Regions from separate parts of the Mus musculus genome. Here region 1 is linked to region 2. A link is a loop called in an ENCODE intact Hi-C map of the cell type or tissue named here. Cell type or tissue: heart. All regions are shown on one strand. Each heading gives the region's core, and the rest is flanking DNA. Links, peaks and the distances in the headings are about the cores only.

Region 1 (7,450 bases), core at 1,309-6,308, 120 kb before region 2:
GCGCCTGCGCTCAGGGAGTGCCAACCTCCCCGTTCCTTCAGCCCCTGAGTAATGTGGAAGAGTCAGATCTTCAACCTCTGTAGACACCGAGCCTCTCACTGAACGCCGTTCCGCTCGTTGTGTCTATCTAGTCCAGCCGACCTCCTTGGTGCCTCTGCGGCTGCTAGTCAGGCAATCTGCTGGGCACTCCGAGCGCGGGGTCCTCGCGGCATTCTCTGCTGCTTCAGCTGCGGTGCAGAGAGGACCCGGCACCGAATCACTGAGTCGCCCAGGTGTCGGGGTGAGTGTGAGGGCGGGGAGTCTCCGGGCTGGAGACCTCTCCAAAGCCGGGGAGTAGACCGCATAGCTCCGGCTCGGGACTCTAGCCTGGGCTCCAGGAGCGTCCCCGCTGCTGTGCACCGGGGCCGCGCCTGCCCGGCACGTCCGGGCTTTCTAGCCAGCTGGGCCGGAAGGGAGCGGTGCACCTGCCACGTAGGGTTCTCGGACCCTGGACCCCAGGCACGGGAAATGTCATCTATAGTGAGGTGCAGTACCGACGACTTGAATTTGTAGGACCCCAGGTTTGGCCTTGGAGGGCAAGTCCCCTGAAGAAGCTAAGAACGCTCTCTTTATAGGGTGGCGCCTGCGTGAGCTGGCCTGGGATGGGGAAACAGTGAGTAGGGTGTTGCAGCTTCTCAGGAGACAGGTGACAGGGCTGTAAACTAAGAAGGTGGCCTGGAGAATGGAAACATAATGAGGGGTGGGCTGATTGGATGCAGTGGATTTGTTTGATATTGAAGCTTTAACTTCCTAGTTGAGAAGTTGAGTCACTGTAAAAATCCGGCGTTCTCGCGGGGAAAGAATTTTTTTTTTTTTTTTTTGGTGGCATTTGGGATTTTGACTTGAAAACACATTACACAGAAGAAAAGGAATTTTCTGCAGGCAAATATATAAATCCTTCCTCTGTATTGAAAGAAGAAAACGTGCCCCCCTTTTGAGAGAGTCCCACTGCTATTATCGTCTGTTTCTCAGTGTCTTCCTGGTTTTTAAACATTTTTTTTTTACATTTATTTGTTTGTTGTATGTGTGTTGCATGCCACAATATACATGTAGAATTCAGAGACCAACTTCTGGGCCACAATTCTCTCCTTCCACCATGAGGGTCTTAGTGCTCAAACTCAGGTCCTTAGGCTTGCTAGCAGACACCTTTTTTGATGAGCCATCTCAGTCTCCTTATCTTTGTTTTACCTACTTGCTGCTTTTAGCTAAGAACCACACTGCTATGCCGTTGCCAACATCCTACTGAGTTATCACTAAAATTACTTTAACCAACATCACCCATCACATCAAATATGACAATCATATATTCTCGGTATAGATTTAAAAAAAAAAGTCTTGGAGCTGGAGAGATGGCTTGTCAGTTAAGAGCACTAGATGCACTTTTGATGAACCAGGTTCAATTCCTGGCCCTCACACAGTGGCTGACAACTGTCTGTAACTCCAGTCCCACGGGGATCCTACTCCCCCTACTGGCCTTCTTGGGCACTGCACACTCAGTGTACAGATACATATGCAGACAGAGCACCCATACAAATACAATAAAAACTTAAAGAAAAAAAACAAAACTACTTGCGAATCAGAAAAGTTAACCCCCTTTTAATGCATAAGACATAGATATATTTTAAGTAGGCATGTGTTTTGGGGTTTTTTTTTTTTTTCTAATTTGTGTGGGAGATGCTGCAGAGAACCCAAGTTCAGGTCTTAACAACCAATAACTCCAGGGAATCTGATGTACTTTTCTGGCCTCTGCAAGTACCTGCACTCACATGACATATACAAACAGAAATACATACAAAATTAAAGTTTAAAAAACTTGGGTTGTGAGCTGCCTGAGATGGGTGCTAGGAACTGAACTCTGGTCCTCGGCCGAAGCAGTAGATGGTTTTAATCCCACCCCCTGTATCTCCAGCTTTAAGGGATCCACTGTCCGCTCCTGGTCCTCATGGACCTGCATTTACATGCACAAACCCACACTCAAATACACATAATACACATCTAAATTATTGAAAAAAAAAGTCTTATCAAACAGTCTGTAGGGAACAGTATGATTTGCTGAGGGTAAAAGACTGGAAATGTTAGATCATTGGTGGCCAGCAGTCATGGCATATGCCTTTAATCCCAGCACTTGGGTGGTAGAGGCAAGCAGACTCTTGTGTTAGAGGCCAGCCTGGTCTACAGAGTGAATTCCAGGACAGCCGAGGTTACACAGAGAAACCCTATCTTGAGAATAAAAAGGAAAATTTTAAAAAGGAAAATTGTAAAACATTTTTTGATATTTATTTTTATTACTTGTTTATTATTTGGGGTTTATTTTTATTATTTGCATTATTGTATGTGTTTGTATGTGGGTATGTGCACATGAGTGCCATGCCCATAGAAACAAAAGGCAATAGATCCCCTGGAGCTGGAGTTATGATCTGCCTGACATAGGTGCTAAGATTGAATCTGAGTGCTTTGTTTGTTGAGTTAGGGGTTCAGTTTTGTTTTGTTGTTGTTGTTGTTGGGGGTATGTTTTGTTTGGTATTTTGTTGTTGTTGTTGTTGGTTTTTCAAGACAAGATTTCTGTGTGTAACCACCCTGGCTGTCCTGGAATTCCCTTTGTAGACCAGGCTGGGCTGGAACTCACAGATGTCCCCCTGCCTCTTCCCTTGAAGAGCAAGGTATTTGGCACCAAGCCCAGCATAATCTGGGTCTTCCGTAGGAGCATGTACATGCTCTTAATCACTGAGTCATCTCCAATCTGAGAAAACCACTTCTACTCATCCTTTTAAATCTTCACAGCTTCACTTCTGTGTGGCATTCCCCTAGAAATGCATAAATATGCTTCAGATACTAAAATTCTCCAATACACTTCAGATACTAAAACCCTTCCCCATTTTTAAAATTCTGCTTCAGCTCCATCTTAGGCTTTTTTTTTTTTTTTTCCTTTTTTAGTTCCGCTTCCTTGCTATTCAAATACTGGCTTTTTCTTTCATATATGTTCCTTGCTATGTTCATAATTTATTTGGATATAACTCCTTATAATACCCATTAACAACATATCAGTCTCTTTGAAGGACTAGACTCAATCAAATACAGTGATTGAATGTACTCAGTTGAGTCAAATATATTAGGAATTGGGTCAAATTATGTATGACCAGGACTAACTATTTCAGCTGTCTTCTTATTTCTGTACAACATACCCAGACTTAAATACATTTTTTCTTAAAGCTTGTCCAAATCTCATTGTATATTTTACTCCATTCTCTTGTTAACCTTCTAGTACAGGCTCCTACTAGGGCAGTGCCTGAGAAGGCCAGAAGAGGGCACTGGACCCCCTTGGACTAGAGTTAAAGACAGTTGTAAGGGTGTCAAGCCTTGTCCTCTAACCTGCCAAGCATCCATCTCTCCAGCTCTGATCCATCACTCATCTCTTAACTGGTGTCACATAATTTGGTGACTTCTTATCCAATTTCCATAGTATAATTAGTATAATCTCTCCAGAAATGTAAATCAGATTTGCATATTTTCTCTCAAAATAAAAAATTAAATAAAATGTGGGAAATTAGTTCACTGAGAACAATAAACAAGGCAAGCCTTGCCCCATGACCAGTGGCTGTTTTCATATTCTTACCTTTTTTCCAGCATTTCTTCAACCTTAAGAGTTGCACATTTTGTTTTGGATTTCTTTCATGTATTCTCTTTGTACGTGTAACCCTTGAAGATTCCAATAGTTCACTCTATTTATCCTATCATATGAGTTGCTTCTTACTATATTTGTATTTGCAACTGACGAAAAGTATAGAAATTTTCAGTTTAGCATATCCCCAAATGCCTAATATATAAATATAGAACAGTTTGTTGAATAGGGGAAAATGGTTAAGATTCTGGTTGAGAATCAGAGGAACTAAATTCTTCTCGTTTCATATTTGTGTATGTGTACATGCATATGTGGGGGGGGGGCGGTGCATGCAACTTCAGGGATCCCCATGTGTGTGTGGATCAGAGGTTTAAGTTGGGTGACTTTGTGGTTCTCCACCTTGTTTCCTGAGGCAGTCTCACTGAACCTGGGCCTCACTGACTGGCTAGAATAGCTAGCCTGAAAGCCTGTCTCCACTCTACAGTCCCCAACCCCTTATTCCACTGTTAGAGTTACAGAAAGGAACCACCCACCACCTCCTGTTTTGATATGGCAGTGGGGATCCAAATTCAGGTTCTCGTGCTTAAATGGCAGGCTCTTTACTGACCTAAACATCTTTCCATCCCCCATTCTCTCACTGTGTATAAAGGCCATTCTGTGCCTCCATTAAGCTCTGAAAGAAACCTTGGGTGTGGTGGATGACTGTAGTTCCTGTTGCTTAAGATGCTGTGGCAAGGGATAGCTTAAGGCCATGAGTTTGGCAACATACGACTATCTAAAAAGCAAAAGACACACTTACCTTCCAAGAATATTTTGACTGTAATTGTCAGGAAGAATGCACACATAAAGAGGATTCATGAAGTAGTTACACTACAATCAAATCTCTGATGGGTGTGTTTGCAGTTCAAAAGTCACATCCACATACAGTTTGTGGTGGTGGTCAATCAAGTAAGGAACAACATAACTGCAGCTACTAAAAGCATAAGTGGCTAAAGAAATAGGCTAATTTTTTTCTGTTTCATGAGGTGTTGCTTCTTATATACATTAGGCAATTGATCATAATATGGATAGAAAAATTAAGATCTTTTCTTATTATAGGAGGTTAAAATAGGTTTTAAAGCCAAGTGCTGTTGAGTGCTGGAAGTGTTAAGCTCTCAGCACAAAGGATAACAACAGTAAATCCAGTGGCTGGGTTGACAACCAGTGTTCTGAAACCTGAACTGCTACCGATAAAAACAACTCTGGTGGAAACTTTCCTGGAAAGAATTTTTCACCAGATTAAGAAAGTGAGTGGAAATCTAACCCTAAAATAACCAGTCAAAACAAGCACCTGTCTTAGAGAGTGTTGTGATAATGGAGTGCCACTGTGTTCCAGGGGGCTAGTGCTTTGACATAACCTGTGTCACCTCTTTTGTTTCTACTCTAATCAGTTAAACTTTCTCAGCATAAAATCAAGAGCATGTTTTGGTTTCTATATGGAACATATCCTTCAACTCTTCCTTTTAAATGAAGCCAGAAGAGCACATTGACTATAGCATCTGTCTATAATGATATCACCAACAGATGTCAGTATGATAAATACCGTGACCAAAAGCAATTTGTGGAAGAAATTTATTTGGCTTATACATCCTGATCACAGATGCTCGTTGAAGGAAGTCAGGTCAGGAAATGAAGAAAGTGCAGAGGCAGGAAACATGGAGGAACGCTGCTTAGTGGCTTGCTTAGCTTCTCACATCACCCAGGAGCCTAGGCATTACACCACCCATGGTGGGCTGGGTCCTACATTAATGACCAACAGATATGCCCAAAGAACAGTCTAATGGAGGCAATTCCTCAATTAGACTTTCTCTTCCAGATTTACCTAGGTTGTGTCAAGTTAACAGAACTAACAATATATTGTATATTGCACTAATTAACTATCCTGTGTTAAATAAACTTGCATTCTTGGAATAAATCATATTTTTTATGATTTAATTTGTTGCTGAATTTTGTTTTCTAGAATTAAGAACTTTTCCATCTGTGTTCTTAAGTGATCTTAATCTGCTATTATTTCCATTGCCTTTGTCTGGTTTTTATGTCAAGGCAATATGACAAGGAATTTTTTTTTTTTTAAACCAGCTCAGCAGACTCCAAACTCTGCATCTCCACTGATTTATTTATTTATTATATGTAAGTAGCTGTCTTCAGACACACCAGGAGAGAGCATCAGATTTTGTTACGGATGGTTATGAGCCACCATGTGGTTGCTGGGATTTGAACTCAGGACCTTTGGAAGAGCAGTCGGCACTCTTAACTGCTGAGCCATCTCACCAGCCCCAAGGAATTTTTTTTAATACAATATATTTTGATTATATTCTTTCTCCTTCCCCTACCTAGGTCCTTCCCTTCCCCATACCTACCCAGCTTTGTGTTCTCTCTTTCCAAAAAGAAAAGGAAGAAAAATCAGACAAATAGAAAACACAGACAAAAAAATAACAAAACAAACATCCACACACGCGAGCGTGCAGAGTCATCCTCGTGTTGTCAACCACTGTGGATGGTGCCTGCCCTGCCCAGTGATACACCAGTGGAGAAAAACAATTTTCCCTCTCCTAACATGTATCAGTTGCAAGCAGTTTGGTCAGGGGTAGGACTTAGTGTCTGCGTCCCTTTCTTTACCCTGGGATTTTGTCTGGTGTGAATCTGTGGAGGTCTTTGTGTGGTGTCAGAGTCTCTACAAGTTCATATGCATATCATCTCTGTTGTGCCTGGAAGATGCTGTTTCTTTCCTTGGAGTTGTCCACTACTGGTTCTTGGACTCTTTTCTGTCTCTTCTACATAGTTCCCTGAGTCTTGAGAGGAGGGATATGATAAAGACCTCCTGTTTAGGGCTGAGTGCTCCAAAGTCTTTTACTCGCTGTACATCGTCCAGATGTGAGTCTCTGCATTAGTTACAATCTACTGCAACTGTGCATTTTCAGTGTACAGTAAGCATAACCCCTTTTTTTTTCCTCCACAGAAAATGATCCACAGTCTATTTCTCATAAACTGCTCTGGCGACATTTTTCTAGAAAAACACTGGAAGAGCGTTGTAAGCCAGTCAGTGTGTGACTATTTCTTTGAAGCTCAGGAGAAAGCTGCTGATGTTGAAAATGTCCCACCTGTCATTTCAACACCTCACCACTACCTCATTAGTATCTACCGGGATAAGCTCTTCTTTGTGTCTGTGATACAGACCGAAGTGCCACCTCTCTTTGTAATTGAATTTCTGCATCGAGTTGCTGACACTTTTCAGGTTTGTATCCGTCAAACTGTTGTTACTAAATCACCCAAGATAGTTCAAGGACACATACACACACACACACACACATACACACGTGCGCATGCTTTCATTTGTTACTTAAATTTCTGATGTGTACTGGCTGACTTCTCTTTGTAACTAAACAATCTCATAAACACTTGCAGAGAGTATACAGTAGCGCACGTTGCTGTTCTGCTCATTGCTTTTTATGTGTGGCAAATTATATCATGAGGAAACAGGAGTACCCTCCACTAAGCACTCTCTGGATCATCACAAGGTCTTTATTGTCATGAGCGCCTTTATATTTCTGTTTTCTATTTTCTATTTGATGAATAAACCAAATAGCTTAAAGCTTTGTATGTGTTTGAGTGTGGGTTAGTGAGGGCAAATGAAGTTTATAGCTCACATTGCAGATTGATGTCTCAGTACTTTCTGTCATGATATATAATAGGAATCAGCTCAGTATAAATACAATAAGAAAATATTGAAGAGAAATGTTAGGATTTCCATAG
Region 2 (7,415 bases), core at 1-5,000:
GATTCAACTTTAAATACCTTTTATAGTTAGGAAGTATGCAACTACATGTATTTTTTTTCCATCTTATATCTGCCCTTGTTTCTTTTGTATGTCTCCTAACTATGACCATCATAACCACCTATGGAGCTACTTTAAAAAACAGAAAACCTTTACTCCTGGAGATCCTTCAGTAAGTCTGGGATGGGAACTGGAAACAGTCCTATCTACAAAGCCCCATTGGTGATTCTCATGCACACCCTGAGGGCCACTAATTCATTCCAATGCTCTTTATACAGCACACATTCAGTGCTTACTAATTCATGGCCTGGGAGCTCATAAATGACTTCTCTCTAAATAGCCTAACCAGATATCAACCAAGCCCTTGACTACACCAGCTGTGTTCCAAGTGCAACATGTGGGTTTAAGATTTCCTATCCTCAAGTGCTACATGGAGGGACACCATTACCTTGTCTCTTTACATTGTTTCCCATTTGTTGAAAAACCAGAGGCCTGGAATGCAGCCATGTCAGACAACACTACATAAGAATGTACTCTGGGGTCTAAGATTAAAATTAGCTACAAAGAGAACAAGAACAAGATAGACAGTCTGAATGAGTACACTGCTCCTACTCAATAGTTTCTTACTTAATCAGTACAGAAGAACAGAAATTTCAGTCCCTAGTTCCGCCCTCCCTTCTCTCCCTCCCTCCTCTCCCCTCCCCCTCCCCCTCCTACTTGCTGCCACAGGTCTCCTAAAATGCCTGAGACAGTCCCAGGCCCCTGAAGACCCAGGAAGTCATTTCATGCGTTAAAGTCCTATAATCCGATAAATAACACAAGCCCCACCCGACAGACAGTTACCTATCAACTACCCTGACACACCATTTACACAGCTTGGTTCGGAAAGCAGTATGAACTTTTTCCTGAGTTGTTCTTCACAGGGAACAGCAGTCTGAGTCACACCCAGCCTGGAGCAAGTGTGACATTAGCCAGGGTACAGTTACGAGACTAGTCTCTCTATCTCTTTTCCCATTTCAGAAGTGGGCTACAAAGATCGATAAATAGCTAGGGGCAGGCAGAAAAGTGTGGACTGGCAAAGAACGCCCTAGCCTTCCCCTCAGGCAGGGGCTGCAGATCCCAGATTCCACAGGCCTCTCACAGCAGCTCCATCTTGCTTCCTGCCAGAAGGAGGGGCAGAGGAGGAGGCCCCCCAAATCTGGAAAGGCCCCAGTGAAAGAAAGCCATTTGACAGCAGTAAAGATGGATAGACAGCTTCATGGAAGGAATAAAATGACGGCCATGGGGTCAGGCAGAGGGCAAGCAGGGCTCCTGGTTATGAATTACTGTCTAAAGGTGCTAAGAGTCCCCGGAGGTGTGAGCAAAATGCCCCGAAGGAAAGGAGGCGGCGACAGAGAGAGGAAGAAGCCAAGCAGTTGGGTAGAAGCGACAGACACCAGGATCCCAGGGGAGGGTTGGGCAGGTGGGTCTCAGGGGACAGAAGTATTAGAAAGGCGAGCAGCCCGGTGCAAATAAGAATCCTTGGAAGTTAGGGCAGGGAGACCATAAGAGAAACCACCCACAGGTTGGAGAGGAGAGGCCTAAAAAGGAGCTAAGAGCAAGGTACTCAACGCAAGTGACGCGAGCCTGCCCAGGGGAGGGACCGTGAGACAACCTAACGACCATTTCTTGGGCGCCTACTACGGGCACACACACCCTAGGCACTTCACAACTAAAAGCTCGCTGACTCTTCACAGCACAGCCCCAAGGCAGGATTTCTCACACAAGTGTCCCATTTTATAGATGAGGAAACTGAGGTCCCCGACAGGCTCAGTGGCTTGCTCAAGGTCACAGCCCAGAGAAATCGGCATTCGAAACCACGGCACCTGCCCTGGAGTCCACCCGACGCTCCAAGCGCCTGCGAATGCAAGCAGCGAGGCGGACCGGGACCCTGGGGACTTCTCCCGCCCGCGCTCCCGTCCCAGGCCCGGCGCGCTCACCCGGACGAGGTTGCTGACGGCCGCCTGCACGGCGGCTACGGGCGCGGTGAGGTCAGGAATGGCTTTGCCGTCCACCTCGCCCTCCTCGTGCATAATCACCAGGTGCGAGATCTGCTGCGCCACCGGCTCCAGGATGCTCTCGATCGTACGCGTGTGAAACACCGGCATCGCGGCGGCTAGCGGGGCGGCGTACCGCGGGCAACAGAAAACTGGGATCCGTAGGGCCGGGAGCCGGCGGCGAGTGACTGACTCGGAGCGGCGACTAGAGTCCGGGCTTCCCTCGGCGTAACTAGCCCCACAGGCGCCCCGCCCTCTCACGTCGCCGCGCCCAATGGTAACGCAACTCAGAGCCGGACTGTGGCTCCTATTGGTCTTACTTCGATAAGCTCCGCCCCCAAGGCAGAGCCGCTAAGGTCCCGCCCCGCCCCCATTCCCAAGGGAGGGGCCTGGGATTGGGGCTGCGCCGCAGGGATTGCGACCGGATTCCCGAACCCTCTCGCGGGGCGCTCCTTATAAGGGCATAGTGGGAGCGGAGCGAGCGACTGCACTGGACTGGCCCCGCCCCCAGGAGCCGCCTCCCGCCTCAGAGTGGCGGAGCTCCGCCCCTCCGCAGGATCACCTCAGTAGGGCGGGATATCCTCACCTCAGGCAGCGCCAGAGAGAGGGGACCTCGGCTTCCCCCGGTCTCCCCGCAGGGTGCTCCCCTTTACCGTCACCGGACGCAGTCAGAACACTGTTCCGTCACCTCCCAGTAATTCACGAGGAAGTAAAAAGATCCAGACAACAAAAACACACCGAGAAACATGAGTACCCATTGATTTGTACTATCTGCCCTCGGATAGTCACAGTTAAGTTTGGTGTGGCACTTTCTAGACCTCCGTGTACACGTTCACTTGCAAATACGTGTTTTCTAAATAAATAGGAACGTTTCCGTAGAACTAGAGACTTAATGAAATTTACCTGCTAATCTTTCGCTTTTGGTGAGTAGAAGTCTGTCTGCCACCTTCTGTTTTAGCGACTGGTATCCCATTTTTGCAAATCTACTTAGGTCTGGTTCCGTTGCTAAAATGTTTGCCTAGAATGTAAGAAGCCCTAGGTTTGATTCCCAGCACTACGCAAAATCAGCCTTGATAGAGTGGGCCCGTATACCAGCAGCACTAGGGAAGTGGATCAGGGGTTCAAGGTCATACTCCACTACAAAGAAAGTTTGAGGCCATCCTGGAGGGGTAGTCCTTTTGTGGTTGTGATGAGCATCTATTTGTAGTTACAACAGCACTCCAGAGGCAGGGTTAGGAGGATCATTTGAGGAAGGAGTTCCAAGCCAGTCTGAGCAACATGACAAGACCCCCATCTCAAAAAAAAAAAAAAAGTGAAATGAAAATTCAAAAGTGGATACTTTTTAACAAGTCTGTAAGTAGGGCCAAATTGCCCAATCCCCTCACCACATTTAAGACATCTGCATGTTTTCCTAACCTCAAGTTCTCTTGCCCAAGCTTCCTCATTCTGAGAGGAAACACATTCATTAATGCCTTCAAATGAAAGATCCTCAAGTCAAAGAAAAATGTTTCTCAGGATGTCACATTTTGCAGAAGGCCAAGCCACATGTTGTCTTACCCAGCTCTAAAGTTCTGTGTGTCTAGCAGTACATACCCCCGTTTCTGCTCTGTGGTTACCAAGTCTTGAACTTTCTCTTGAGGTGGGGATGAGCTCAGTTGGTAAAGAGCACTCGCCTACCATGCACAAAGCTTTAGTACTTGCCTACCATACACAAAGCTTTAGGTCAGCCTCTAGCATCACAAAACAAGGACATGGTGTTCATACACACCTATAATTTTGTCTGTCACCCAGGAGTTGGAGGCAAGAGGATTAGAAGAAGTTCAAGGTCCTCCTCGGCTACCTAGCAAGTTTGATGACAGCCTGGGCTGCTTGAGACACTGACTCAAAAACAAAACAAACAAAACCACCTTAATAAATAACCATGAATGCAGAGGCTCTGCCTCCAACTGAAACAAAGCTGTACAGGAGGGAGCTCATTTCTGTCTGCCTTTGATAAGAGCTTCCTGGGCCATTCAACGTCAGACTTCTTTCTCTGGAGTCTCTCAGTTCATCATTGTGTTTTGCTTATTACTTAATGACCTATCTCCTGGACAGAGGGATTTTGGGGTTAACTACAAACCTTCCCAGAACTTGGGAACCCCTCCACTCCACTAACTTGTAATTCTTCTCTTAGTTGCTAGGAAGAAAGAATCCAAGGCAGGTATTTCCCATAGGCCTCCTTCCTTAAGCCCATAGCAAACGAGTGATCTTCAAAAATAATTTACCCTCATTGACTCCATCCTTAAACATGCTGTGGCATTGCTACCGTTTTGGAATGGCTATCACCGTGCTTCATCCCTAGACACTGGAGGAAATATACCCTGAGGTTAGACCAAGGTAGGAAAGATGGCAATGATGACTGGGCCAAAGCAGGGAAATGGAGACTCAGCAGGGCCAAAAGAACAGGAGAACCAGCAGCTGAAAACCTATCCAAGACTCATGACCGAAGGCTCAAATGAATTATTTTTCTACATAACAGACTAGGAGACAATATTTGAAGGCAACAAGCACCAGCATGAAGTGCTTCTGAATGCAGGAACCTGTGCAACTGCACTGTTTGCATACCAAATGGGCAGGCTGGGTTGCATAGGCAATAATAGTCTGACCATTACTGACTCTTTAATAAGTCAATAGTGAGCCTGGTGGTGATGGTGCACATCTTTGATCTCAGCACTTCAGAGACAGAAGCAGGTAGATCTCTGTGAGTTCAAGGCCAGCCTAGTCTACAGATCAAGTTCCATGACAGCCAAAGCTACACAGAGAAACCCTGTCTCAAAAAAAAAAAAAAAAAAAAAAAAAAATCAAACAAACAAACGAACAAAAAAGTCAATAGCTCCCAAGAAACACACCTCGTTATGGAAATTCATCAAAATTAATATAAAGGGGCTAGACAAATGACTAAGTGATTAAAGGCACTAACTGCTCTTCCCAAGGACCCAGCCCCCACCTAGCAGCTCATTGTCATGCATAACTCCAGTTCCAGAGACTCCAATGGCCACTTCTGGTTTTTGTAGGCACTGAATGCAAGTAGTACATTGCATGCAAGTGGTATACATGCAGGCAAAACACTCATATACATAAAACAATAAAATAAGCTAAAAAACACTAATGTAAAAAAAAAACATTGTCCAGTTCTACAACATGGTGTAGTGGTTTAAATGTAGTGGTTTATATTTGAATAATGAGTCCCCAGTTGATGGAACTGTTTGGGAAGGATTAGGAGATACGGCCTTGTTGGAAAAGGTGTGTAACTGGCTTTAAGGTTTCAAAGGTCTGTGCCATTCCCAGTTAGTGTTCTTTCAGCCCCCAAGCCCTGTCAGCTTCTCCCTCTAGGTAGCCAGGCCCATTGTCCACTGGGCTGGAAGGAGGGAAGCTTAACCAGGCACAGATGGGTGCTGTGCAGGATCTTGTTCAGTGATAAGTTGAGTTCAATAAACACAGCTTCAGAGAACTGATTCTTTTGTTGGGGGGAGAACGGGGTATTTATGGCTCTGAGGAGGTGGTTAGGGTCTCAGGGACAACATATGGCCAGGACAGGGGTGTTGGAAAATGCTTCATCTACAAGGTGCAGGGTGAGGAGACCTTATAAGGTCAAACAAGCAGTGAAGCCTGATAACTGTCAGGGTAATAACTTCTTAAAGAGTTGATGGTGGGAGAGCCAACTTTATAGCATCGGGTTGGAAGTGGGGAGGTAGCCAGCTCCTGCCATCCCCATCCGAGGTATCTCTCCATCTTCACATGCATCCTCTAACATCTTCCTTGATACTTGTTAATACGTGTTAACACTGACACCTTCCAGAGTCTGGGCCCAGACCAATCTTACTACTTTCTACTTCCTAACCTCCACATACATGACATACAGATGGGTTAAATAACACAAAAAGCAAAGAACTCAGAAGCATTGCTATTCAAAGTAATCCTAGCTTTACAGTTTGACCAAGAGACAGATCTCATAAGTGGCTTTTCTTCTCTCTGAACTATAAATAAAATAATGCCACAACCTTCATAGGCTTTGTGTAAAAATCAGTGAAAGAATGTGTATAAAGAGTTCAGGAGGGCAGAAGATGTGTCTCAGTTGGCAGAGTGCTTGCCTAGCATACATGAGATCCTGAGTTGGACCTAGAATACCAAGTATGATGGTCCATGCCTGTAATCCCAGAAAGCTGGAGATGGCAGTAGGAGGATCAGAAAGTCAAAGTCGTCTTCTACAATATAGTGAGTTCAAGGCCAGCCTGGAAACATAAGATACAGTCTAAAAACAAACAACAAAAAGTCCAGGGAAAGAGAGCAATGACAAATATGTATAATATTCAGAGCCTCCAAAACTTCCTGGTAGTGTCTGTCTTTGAGAGTTTTGTCCCAACATTTCCACCTAGAGCTTTCTATTTTGATATAAATCTTGTGAATTATGGTAAGCAAAATTCTAAAATACCTTCCATTCCCAAGAATAAAGCTGGTCCTAAAGACTGTACGCTGCTCAAATTCCAGGTAGGAGATGCCCATCGGCCTATGGATACGAAAGGATCTGAGGGGCAGTGGGATGAATCATGTTTGCTTAGGCAGGCCATGGAGCAGACATTCCAGAATGAGAAAGTCTGAAGGAGGGCCATATTCCAGGTCAGTGCTTAAGTTAGTCAGACTGAAGAAAGTGTTCATGCAACTCAAAGATAAAGATGCAAAAGTAAATTTCCACAAGATTATAACCTTCAGACATTAAAGCCTGTGCGGCATCTGCTCTTGATTGTGGCGAGCTCAACTGACTCTCTACTCTATGATTAGTCTGAAGGCCACTAATGACGGGGAACAGTGTCAGATATGCTAGATTTTATCAATTGTAAGTTATAAATAATAGGAAAGCTCTTGATAGCAGCAATTATTTATTCTATACCTCTCTGTGGCATAAGAAACGTTCTGTCCTTTGAAGGCCATAACAATTGTGAGGACGGTGGAAAAAGGAAGTGTAACTTTCATGTACAGGTTGAAAAGTTGAGACACAGCAGCGATCAGCTGTGAATACAGTTTGTGGAAGTTTTGGTCAAGGCTAGATTCTATATTTAGTCAAGACATTCAGTTTCTAAGTTCTTGTACTTAGCTCGAGATTAGATTTTGGGCTGTTCTATGTCAACTATGTGTCTAAGGCTTATACTTAGATGCTTCCAGTAGAATAATATAGTTTGTGCACAAATGAGTCAATGTACAATTTAACACATAAACACTCATACATACTGATTAATACTCCCACCTTACCTCAGATGAGCCTCCTTTCTCCATCTAGACCACCCCACATTACCAAACCCTTTCCCCCCAAAACCACTAGTGGCTTGGTTAGTAACTTTTCTTTCC

What was found. Hi-C counts contacts between places; a loop is a spot of excess contacts. Peaks named below come from ENCODE experiments on the same cell type or tissue, not always from the same donor. Only the 100,000 strongest peaks of a DNase experiment are listed, where the experiment ranks them.
Region 1: it touches region 2 in a loop (2.2-fold over the local background); 1 of 42 quality-filtered maps calls a loop at or near these places.

The regions. Positions count from the first base shown.
Region 1 is chr14:21,044,970-21,052,419 of GRCm38, reverse strand. It overlaps Ap3m1 (adaptor-related protein complex 3, mu 1 subunit), which reads left to right. Exons shown (of 9, transcript NM_018829.4): 1 at 1-280; 2 at 6,657-6,932. The coding sequence starts at 6,660. Among named protein-coding and RNA genes, the nearest start is that of Ap3m1, 3.7 kb to the left of the region's middle. In heart, for the core only: CTCF peaks have their summits at 1,507 (motif pointing left) and 3,338 (motif pointing right); a DNase peak (open chromatin) is centred at 3,339; H3K4me3 peaks cover 238 bases.
Region 2 is chr14:20,924,250-20,931,664 of GRCm38, reverse strand. Vcl (vinculin) reads right to left here and starts at 2,267. Exons shown (of 21, transcript NM_009502.5): 1 at 1,977-2,267. The coding sequence starts at 2,144. In heart, for the core only: no CTCF peak of the experiment used is centred there; DNase peaks (open chromatin) are centred at 814, 984, 1,514 and 2,394; H3K4me3 peaks cover 3,312 bases; H3K27ac peaks cover 3,039 bases.